Regions from separate parts of the Mus musculus genome. Here region 2 is linked to region 1. The links are chromatin contacts, found by Hi-C or POLR2A ChIA-PET in ENCODE. All regions are on one chromosome and are shown on one strand. The core of a region is the stretch at or near the end of the contact, and the rest is flanking DNA. Distances in the headings are between cores, read along the strand shown.

Region 1 (5,341 bases), core at 1,714-4,213:
CAAACACCCAAGCACATAAAATAAACAAAAAGTTAAGGAATCAATCGATGTAATGTACCGCATGAAGCTCAGAGAAATGCACTCCAAGGCACCACAGCAACCATGGCAAAAACCAAGCCAAAGAAACAGAGAACCAAAAGATGTGAGAGGAACAACCTCTCAACTTAGCTGCTTCACCAAATCCCCTATCTCTCCAGCTAGAGGAGCTCAGAGCAGAGTACGATTTTCATTTGCATTATATATCAGACTTCAACTGAAACCTCCCCCGCAGCCACAGGAAGCGAGTGGCACAGTCTAATCTGTGCTGTACCAAGGCACCTGCCAATGGTGTGTGGAGCTCAGGGAAGTTCAGAAGCTGGAGTCTCCCACACTGAGACCAAGCCCCTAGTATCTGGAGGTGCTGACACTAGGTCTTCCTGCTCTGTCCCTCACGGCACATAGCAAAGCAAGGACTGTAAATTTGAAATACTAATCATCTTGGGTAACATTCAGCAATGCCATCACATAGTGGAAAATTCAGGGTAAGCCTGGCTTTCTAAAAGATAATAGGTTGTTTTTGTTTGGAAACTGACTCTCACTCTGTGACCCGGGCTGGCCTCAAACTGGTGATTCTCCTGCCTTAGGCCGGAGTGCTAAGATGACAGGTGTGTGCCACCATACCTGTCTAATGGGCTCGTTTTATATGTGGCACATTAATTTGCTCATCTCCCTGTCAATAAACATTGCCTGTATCTAGAAAATAAAATTAGGGTTGGGGAAGTAGCTCAGTGGCAGACCAGTTGCTTAGCAACGCACAAGGCCCCAGGTTCAATGCCCAGTGGTGGAAAAAAGTTCAGTGACAGTAATACCACAGGAGAAACCGAGCGGCTGCTAGCCAAATCTAACACATTAGCACTGAAGTGTGAACAGGAATGGCGGGATCCAAAGATCCAAGGCTCCCGATCCTCAACAGTCACTCTGAGTCACTGAGTAAATACAGCCTGGCTGCACTCATTCATTTTCATAACGTTAGAAGACATGACAGAACAGATGACTGTATTTTGCTAGAGTTGGACGTAAGCACTGGTGACAGCAGTAAAGGACACCGGAAATGCTTCTGGGTGGCAACGGACAGTAACAAAACCCATTTAGTTGTTTTTATTGGCCAGACAAAGTCACTCTTGGATTCTCAGGAAAACAGCTACATGAAACAAAGCAACCTCCCACAGGCATCATGGAGATAAGTCCTGCGCAGAGAAAAAGAACTGTGACTAAGTCCCAAGCCTGGGCCTTCGCAGCACCAGCACTCACACTTAGGCACAGTGAGAGAGTCCATACCACAGCCACAGTCCCCGCATCCCTAGCCATAAAGATATTCTATAGAGTTAAAGTTAGGGGCTTGGCTATATGTGGGCAGACGTCAGTGGCTTTTAAGGTTATGGAACAAGTCTCTCAGAAGGAAGGCTTACTTTACCTTTTGCAGGCTTGTATTTGAGATTGAAAGGCTGATTCTGCCAGATATAAGGGACCAGTATGGGTGCGAACTGGGTCATTATCCGTTCAATGTACTTCTGAAGAATCTCTCTGTGCTCTTCTGTGCCTCTGGCTTTATCTGGTATCAGGAAGAGATGGTACTCCACAGCATCCTCTACCATTGCGAGCTTTCCACTGCCCTCCATTCTTCTCTAAAAATGGCCATCAAAGTTCAAGGGACATAAGCCACACAAAAGGAGAAATAACAGCATTCTCAGAATTCTTCTAGGTGACTACATTATTTCCCCCAAATTTGATACACACCTACCATCATGGTTCCGGCCTTTACCAGACACCACTTGATTTATCCTCTGAATAACAGACTTAAAACTATCTTCCTTAAAATTAAATTATGTGAACTGGAAACCTTGATATTATGGAGTAAATGAAAGTCCAACAACTCACTTCCCAAACCAAAGAAGTATGTGAGGATAAAAGTTAAAAATAGCTAGGTGTGCCTATGGTCTCAGCTGAGAGATCAAGGCAAAAGGATCACCTGGGTCCAGGATTTTGAGGCTAGGCTAGGTAACATAAGACGATCCTTTCTCACAAATAAATAAATGTTTGCCCTTCAGTCGGCAGCAGTGTGTGTAACACAGTTTGAAAACATTCCATTACTATCCATTATTCTCTCACACCTTCCAACCGTGCTTCAGTCGGTGGCATACTTTGGGCACTTTACTTTCTTGAGCTTTCTACTTAGTCGTGAAATGAAAGTGTTAGTCTGCCGTCTCTAAAACACCTTCCTTTAAAATTGTGTTACTAGGTGCGTTAAAAAGCAATGCCCCTTGCTCTACAGGGCTTCTATAGAAGATTTAAAAGTGCCAACACTTGCGTGTCGGAGTTTCGTCCCAAAATAATTGGTCATGGTTCCGGATGCCCACCTAACGCAGCAATTTAATTCCTAAGCTTACTTGGCTTTGCAATGAACCAATAAGGAACCTGCACCTTCTATGCAACTACCCACTCACCACTGTAAATTAGAATCGTGCTGCCTCTCACCCTGGCGGATCAAGGAAAAACTCTACCCACCCTCACCCTAAATCCAAGCAGGGCTCTTTATGTAGAATTTACAGAGTCAGAATTGGACTTGAGATCATGGGAATTAATGAAAAATGACATACCCGAGAGTACAGAAGAGGAGCCACCAGGAGCACTGTCCTGGCGCGGTATAGTGCTCCTTCACCAAACTAGACGCTCTTCTTCCACCTGACAAAAGTAAAGCGATCCCTTTCAATAGCTCTCTCGTGCGCCTCTGCTCTGGCACCTTTCCTTGGCTGCCTCTTCCAGCAGGACACTTGGTCAGAGGCGACCACCAACCGCCCAATCCCGGCCCATGCTGGGTCCTCGCGTTCGCTTGGGCCCTGATCCACGCCTGAACGCCTGCAAGTCGTGAGGCTCGGAACCCTGAGTATAGTCTCTAGTGCGCATCGGAGCCAATTTCCGAAAGACGCTGTACCTTCGTCACTTCCGCTCATGAGAGGAAGGAGGCAGGTCGGAAGACTATAGAGTGGGAACTCTGGGAGGTGGCGGTCCGGAATCTAAGCGACGGGGCGAGACGGGGCGAGACGGGGCCGGTAGGTGGCAGGAGGGGGCCGGGCCGGAGCCGGCGGGAGGGCCAGGCCCCGAGGCCCCCGCCCTGGCTTGCCCGCCCTGGCCGCAGAGGAGAAAAAGGAGGATGATCTCCAGATACACTCGGAAGGCCGTGCCGCAGAGCGTGGAGCTGTGAGTGGATTGCTCTGCTCGCCCAGCTTGGGCCGCCGGAGCTCAAGGGACCTTATAAGGCCCGTCCTCTCCTTTCCCGTCCCAGACATAGGGAGGGAAAATACTATCCCGGATTCTCACCTCCCAGCCCTGGTGGAAGCTGCCTTTTGTCTTTGGGTCACCAGCTTAGGGTGTGCCTTTGGGACTGTTAGGTCCTGAATTGAGGGAGTGCTGCATCCGTTGTTCCCACAGTGCTTTTGACCCCACTGAAGATAATAGCTTAAATGCTACAATAACGTTGAACGTGTCTAGTTCAGAACACCATGCAAAGCTGTTTGCTTGAATGCAATAGCGAAATCAGGTTGAGACCAACTTTGCACATCCTACAAATAAAGATCACAGGTCTAAAGGTTGTATCTAGAAGGTGGTGCAGCTCAGACGTACAAACCAAGGGTCAATCCGATTGTAAAGCCTGTTGTCAAGCAATTCACACATTGCCGTCACACCCCCTGCAAATAATGCTAAAAAGCAAGCACTTTGGTAGTTTAAAAACCTGCTTTGTACCCTTAGTAAAGTGTAACATAGAGCCTTATATCTACTGACTGGTACTTTGCAATTTCAAAAGAACCTGCAGTTTCTTGGTCCTTTCAGCAGTTCTGAAAGATTGCTGTAACTAGCTTCTGTTGCTCAGATAAAATTAGAAAGCTTCCACATCTGAACCCAATAGGGCCTGAACGTTTAAACCAAGTCCCATTGGTCCTCCTCATTGAAGTAAGCAATTTCAACAGCCATACACTTATTATGCATTCCAATAACATTCATTTAAAGTCACACCTGAGATTTTTAGATGGATACTTTTCTTGCCACTTAGCTTTTAGGAAATTTAACTAGATCTGGGCCTTCCTGTCTATGTATACAACTAAGATGTACAAGTATACCTAAAATGATGACGTAGGGCTGGTACATAATAGATCCTCAATAAGTGATAGCACTACTTTCTTCTTCCCGCCTTTACTTGGTAAAAGAGCCATACAAAGAAGAGAACCTCTCCTTGCTTTTCAGAAGCATGTTATCTATTAAGGAATATGTTATTTGCACAACAGCAAATCAGATAATAAGCTCCTTAGGGAATAAAACTAAGAAATAATCATTTCCCCAAAGTGAGAAGGATTTAACTTAAAATCTGCTTTTAATTTTTAAAATTCCATTTAGTGTATCATGCACATGCGCGTGCACCATAGCACACATTTGTTTTTTTGATTTTTTTTTTTTTTTTTTTTTTTTTGGTTTTTTGAGACAGGGTTTCTCTGCGCAGTCCTGGCTGTCCTGGAACTCACTCTTTAGACCATGCTGGTCTTGAACTCAGAAATCCACCTGCCTCTGCCTCCCAAGTGCTGGGATTACAGGTGTGCGCCACCACTGCCCGGCCCATAGCACACATTTGGAGGTTAGTAGACAGCTTCCAAGAGTCACTCATTCCATTATGTGAGTCTTGTTGATTGAACTCAGGTCATGAGGCTTGGTGGCAAGTACCTTTATTTACTGGGCCATCTTATCAGCCCCAGATTTGCTTTTATAATTATTTCTAACCAGAGATGTTAAAAATACATGTTGTATGAAGACACTCTGGATAGGCATCTCCTGAGCTGAAATTTCTGACCCTGTGTATTGTACTACTTGTTCTTGATGCTGTTTTTTATAGTTCCTAAAAATAGCCTTTCCCAAAGGGAATCATAATAGAGTGAGCAATGAGGATTAAATGCATAGAAATGATAGTGTATTTAAATGAATGTTTAATGTTAGCTGTTACAGAGCCCATCCATTTTGAAGTAGTAGCATTCTTTAGCAGTTACTAGTTATAGATGTTAAAAAGGGGTTAGCAAGGTTGATTGTCTCAGTGTAGTCTCCCACACCCTTTTTTGGTTCTGAGAAATGAACTTAGTACCTCAGATATGCTAGGAAGTACCACTGCTAAGCTATATTTCCAGCCTTGACTTTCATTTAAAATTTGTATTTACACATATAAGCAAGGTGTGAGGTTTGTGTGTGTGTGTGACCACCTCAAAATGTAAAACATTCATAATTTTTTAATCATCTACCTGCTGGGCACTACTCCTCTGGAGTC
Region 2 (5,341 bases), core at 1,302-3,801, 200 kb after region 1:
ATAAAAGAAAATCAATCTAAAAAGAAAAAAATAATACATGTCCATAAAATAAAGGTCTTTAAAATAGAAGCGTTGAGTCTAAAATTTAAAGACAAAAAAGGAAAAGTTCCAAAGAGGAAAAGACTACTTGTACTCAATTCTAATGGCAGTTTCCTCATAATCTGATGATGTTGAGTCTATGCAAAGCTAGGGAAGTGTCCTGGACTTACAAAACCTGAGCTTTACTTACATGCTGTTGTTGTTTTACTTATTTATCTTTTAAGACAGGGTGCATTATGTAGCTCCGGCTAGCCTGAAACTTGCTATGTAGACCAGACTGGCCTCAAAATTAACAGCAACTTCCTGCCTCTGCCTCCAGTGTGGTGGGATTAAAGGCATGTGACCACAGTATCAGGAATTCTAATACATTCCACATAGAAATGAAAGTTGTCACCATGAAGAAGATACAACTAATACACAACATGCATTAACCATACGTTTATAACTGAAATTTCCCAAACAAGCTCCTTTCCTACTAAGAAAATGGTTTTCATTTCAAAACAATAAACTGTAAATGGCTATGTATTAGACTCACAACTCACCCCTAAAGAATCTGCCTTCTGCTTGCAACTCGTTTTTCCTTCATTAAAGCAGTATGAGAAAAAGATTGCTACATAAATGACAAGGAACAAGATTCACAAAAGGACAACATAAATACATGATTTGGGAATGTGACTAGTTACGTCAGCTATTATTCTGGTGAAAAGTATCCAGAAAAATAAGCACACAGGAAATATAGTTAAGAAAATGAAGAAGCAGGCAATGGCCTGTTTCAACCCCCACCTATACAATTACAGAAATTAATAGGATCAATGCCTGATCTTCTATCCTTCAAGAAAAAAAAAAATCCCAGAAAAAGAAGCTCATAAACTATTCATTCTAGGGGCTGGTGAGATAGCTCAGCGAGTAAGAGCACTGACTGATCTTCCAGAGGTCCTGAGTTCAAATCCCAGCAAACACATGGTGGCTCACAACCATCTGAAATGAGATCTGACACCCTCTTCTGGTACGTCTGAAGTCAGCAACAGTCTACTTATTTATAATAATAAAATAAATCTTTGAGAAAAAAACCTATTCATTCTTTTTTTAAAATTTATTTAATGTATATGAGTACACTGTCACTGTCTCCAGACACACCAGAAGAGGCATCAGATCCCATGACAGATGGTTGTGAGCTACCATGTGGCTGCTAGGAACTGAACTCAGACTTCTGGAAGAGCAGTCAGTGCTCTTACCCGCTCTTACTCCAGTCCTATTTAGTTCATTCTAATGCTTAACCCAACCACATATGTCATGCTTTAAGAACCTAAAGTGCAGATTGAAAACAGAAAAAACACAGGTGGGCAGTGGTGGCGTACACCTTTGATTGGGCTCTTAAGAAGCAGAGGCAGGCATATCTCTGAGTTCCAGACCAGCCTACTTTCCAAGTTCCTGGCTAAGACTACGCAAAAAAGCCCTATCTCGAAAAACCAGCACACATACATACATACATACATACACACACACACACACACACGAGAAAAGGGTTTGTTTTAAAATATTTTAATGGCAAACCATGGTCACAATTCAAAGCAAAGCTAGCAGTATTTAAACACTGTGCCAGTCTATACTTGAGACACTGAATTTGAAAATTAAAATAACTTTAAAAATGAGCATAATCTAAATGACGAAATCTTCATTTTACGATTTCTGCTTATTGACTGCAAAATAAAGAAAAATAATTTCAGTTCTTAATATTCTTAATCCATAGTATTAGTGTGGTAGATGGGCTCTCTCTGAGAGCCTGGACTTTTAAGGAACTTTCAACTGCCTCTCAATTTAATTTAAATAAATCTGTTTATCTGTACACACACGTCCTCCCTGGCTCAGAAGAATTTCACTTTTCCTTCTAAAGAGTAAGTCGTGTGTTTAGAGGCGGCTTGTAAAACCCTTTCTGTTAAGTGTACCACTTCCTATACATGGGACTTTTTTGCCTCCTCTTTGTAAGATGGCTTTTTCCCCTGCCCCGCAGCTACGTCTGGGTTCCTAGGTCACCCCGGGATCCTTCATCCTGGTCCAGTCCCATACGGTTTTCCCGATTTCCGCGCGGGGTGGCATCTGAGGGCCGAGCGCAAACCCCCTGCGGCTGGCGCTAGCTAGGCGTTGTCACCCGGGAGCAGGCGTGGGCCAGAACGCGGGCGAGTCCAACGGCGTGCGGCTAAGGGGTTCCGGGGCCCCTCGGTGCGCCCGGGCAAGCCGGGAGTGCAGCTGTCGAGGAGCCGGAAGCTCTTAACGCGGGCGCCGCGCCGACCACAGGCAAAGCAGGAAAGAAAGGGGCTCACTGCGGCGGACGGCCCTGAGCCCGCGTTAGCGACAGCCCGCGCACGACGCCCGCCCGGGCCTGCAGGGCGAGCGGGAGACCGAGGAGCAGCCTACGCCTCGGCCCGGCCCAGCGGGGACCCGCCCAGGGGCCACTCCCCAAGGGAGGCAGCCAGTCACTCGCCCGCCCCGCCAGGCCCGCTCCTGAGGGGACGGACTCCCGCCCGCCCTCACACCGCGCCTCACGCCAGGCCCCCAGGCTTCGGGTACCTCTCACCTTTGACGACGCGGTCGGCCCCGAGAGGGGGCGGTGGGGGCGGGGGCGGGGGCGGCGCGGCCCGGGCCGGCTCCGGGGCGGCCATGCTGGGCCCGGGGCTCGGCTAGGTGCCGGGACGGGCGGGGTTGGGGGCGGGGGCGGCGGCTACCAGAGCCAAGCGGCGGCGCCGCCGGGGAACATGGCGGACCCTCTTTCCCTTCAGAGGGGCTAAGACCGTCATGCATCGCGCGTGCAGGGGCGGGGGCGGGACAAGCTCCAGGGACTTGAGCAAAATTACCGAGGCTACTACAGAAACGGAAACAGTCCAAGGGATCAGGTGAAAATTCCGTACATGCAGAAAGACAAACCAGTAAAGAGAGGTTGCAGATTAAACTGAGGGGCTGTTGATAAAATGCAAGGGGAAAAAAGGACGGTTTTTTGGCCGCTTTGGAGCCCAGGAAAATGAAGAGGTGTAATTTGATCTCAGAATTTCCCAGGCCTAGACAAATATATGACAATTTATCTACAAAATCTAAGTGATAATACTATGGCCAGAGAGAAAAATGAAAGAAGCATCAGGGAATCTATAGAGTGGCATTATCATTTAAAATGAAATTTTCCCTTTAATACCAGACCTCAGGAGGCAGGGGAAGGCAGAACTCTGTAAGTTCAAGTCTAGCTAGGTCTAACCACTCAGGGCAACAAAGTGAGACTGTCTCAACAAAACGGGGCCCTAGAGAGTTGCATAGAATTCGAACTCTTGCTTTGAGAGTTTGGAAAAGTCCAAAGGCACATAAATTCAGCTGGAAAAGTCTAAGCACCACGATTTAAGAACCAAAATGGATCAAGGGAAGTAGGGAATGACACCAAGAGGTGTCCTGAGAACCTGTAAGATTCCCCTGGAAAGCCATTGCCTCTCTCGTAATTCACTGAGCAAATAAATTTGAAGGCAGAGAGATGGTTCAATGGATAAAGGTGCTTGCAGCCAAGGACTGTGATTTAAGTTCCTTAGGACTAATCCCCATGGCCGAAGGAGACAATGGAAAGAAGGAATTAGACTCCTTCTAGTCTGACATCTACTAAAACTTGTAAATAAAGAAATGAAATAGAAAAAAATGGAAAGCAGAGACTAAGTAGGTAGAAAATAGGAAATTAGTTCCTTATCTTTGTACATACTCGGAATTTGAATTTGGGCAACTTGCAGAAACAGATCCAAGTTGACCAGCATCCAAGAGGTCAAGAAACAAGTACAGGTGGTCCTTAACAGTTATTAATAAGATGCTCAGATGCTGAAGGCATAGGCCACCAAACCCAGTAATGGAACCACAGGGCACACAAGGTATTAAAAGAGAACTGACTAGTACAGCTTACTCTAGCCTTCATGTGTCCTCCTCATACATATGCACAGTCATTACACTTCTTCCAAAAAGATAGAATTGTGTGTATGACACGAGCAGTGTTGAATGGTTCAGGGGCCAACATATCTACTAAGGCCCATGTCTCTATGTTATAGCATCCAAATAGGATGAAACAAGAAAGCCCTCTGTATCTTATTACTCAGTAACACAAGTTCTCAGAATCTGTCCTCAGTGATTAGGAGGGCAACGTTCTCAGCATCTGTTGTTTCTTTGTGTTCATCAGTAAGATCAAGATCTGGAATAAATAAGGAGGGAAAACCCAATAGACATTCTTTGCAAAGGGAACCTTCCAAATTATTTTCTTTTGTGTGTTTATGTGTTTTACCTGCATGAATGTCTGTGCACCACATGTGTTCAGTCTCCATAGAGGGCAGAAGAGTAGATTATATTCCCTGGAACTAGAGCTACCAAATATTGTGAACCACTATGTGGTACTGAAAACTGAACCTGGGTCCAATACATGAACAGCTTGTTCTCTTAACCATTGAATCATCTCTCCAGCCACTACAAAATACTTTTCAAAGGAAAGAGACTGTTGGGAGTGTGTCATGGGTGAAGATAGCTCTCATTATCACAGAGATATTCTGACTCTTAAGGGGAAAGGAAAGGGAGCAAGGCAATAGGAAGAGCAAAGGATTGGAGTCACATCACACACCTGGAATGCAGAGAGGAAAGGCACCAAGGCTGGTACTGTACTGGGAGTGAGTTTGTCAAGGTGGTTTGAATGCCCAGAAGACAAGGGGAGGAATGGAGAATGTAATGCACTGAGTGTCCCAGGCAGGGGAGGGATAGTTAACACGCTAACAGCCATAACAAGAGGGAAAGACTCTTAAAGATATGTTGACTCCATAAGTGAGTTTGTTTTTTTTGTTTGGTTTTTTGGTTTTTCGGTTTTTCGAGACAGGGTTTCTCTGTGTAGCCCTGGCTGTCCTGAAACTCACTTTGTAGACCAGGCTGGCCTCGAACTCAGAAATCCACCTGCCTCTGCCTCCCAAGTGCTGGGATTAAAGGTGTGTGCCACCACACCTGGTCAGTTTGTATTTTTAAATTCCTCTTTGGCTATTCATTTTCACTTGGTCAAAGGCATTTCATATAAATGTTGAAGCCTCCCGACCCCAGAAGAAAAGAGCAAGGACATACAAAAGTAAAAGACAAGAGATTAAATACAACTATCTTATAGATTTATTAATGAAAAATACTTTACAAAACCAGTATGCTTTGCCCTAAAATACTTTAGCTGACTCTTGAGAGTTTACAAGGGTGAGTGAGCAGTGGTAGTAATGGCTCTGCTGCTAAGGACAGGAGGGGTGTTAGTGTGCCCAACTCCATC

What was found. A loop is a pair of places that touch in the nucleus more often than their neighbours do. ChIA-PET counts read pairs that join two places held with the same protein, here RNA polymerase II (POLR2A).
Region 2: a loop to region 1 is called in a map of T-helper 17 cell, with 2.1 times the contacts of the local background. The contact joins the promoter of 1810062O18Rik here to the promoter of Ecd in region 1. A Hi-C loop is called at or near these places in 1 of 37 maps with a recorded cell type or tissue (T-helper 17 cell). POLR2A ChIA-PET finds 5 or more read pairs at or near these places in 2 of 5 experiments (Patski and embryonic stem cell).

Annotation. Positions count from the first base shown.
Region 1 is chr14:20,345,158-20,350,498 of GRCm38, forward strand. It overlaps Ecd (ecdysoneless cell cycle regulator), which reads right to left and starts at 2,964. Exons shown (of 14, transcript NM_027475.3): 1 at 2,637-2,964; 2 at 1,454-1,664. The coding sequence starts at 1,658. It overlaps Fam149b (family with sequence similarity 149, member B), which reads left to right and starts at 3,005. Exons shown (of 14, transcript NM_001024512.2): 1 at 3,005-3,237. The coding sequence starts at 3,191.
Region 2 is chr14:20,543,742-20,549,082 of GRCm38, forward strand. It overlaps 1810062O18Rik (RIKEN cDNA 1810062O18 gene), which reads left to right and starts at 2,552. Exons shown (of 6, transcript NR_033571.1): 1 at 2,552-2,603. It overlaps Ppp3cb (protein phosphatase 3, catalytic subunit, beta isoform), which reads right to left and starts at 2,832. Exons shown (of 14, transcript NM_008914.3): 1 at 2,615-2,832. The coding sequence starts at 2,699. Usp54 (ubiquitin specific peptidase 54) reads right to left here. Exons shown (of 21, transcript NM_030180.2): 21 at 5,171-5,341.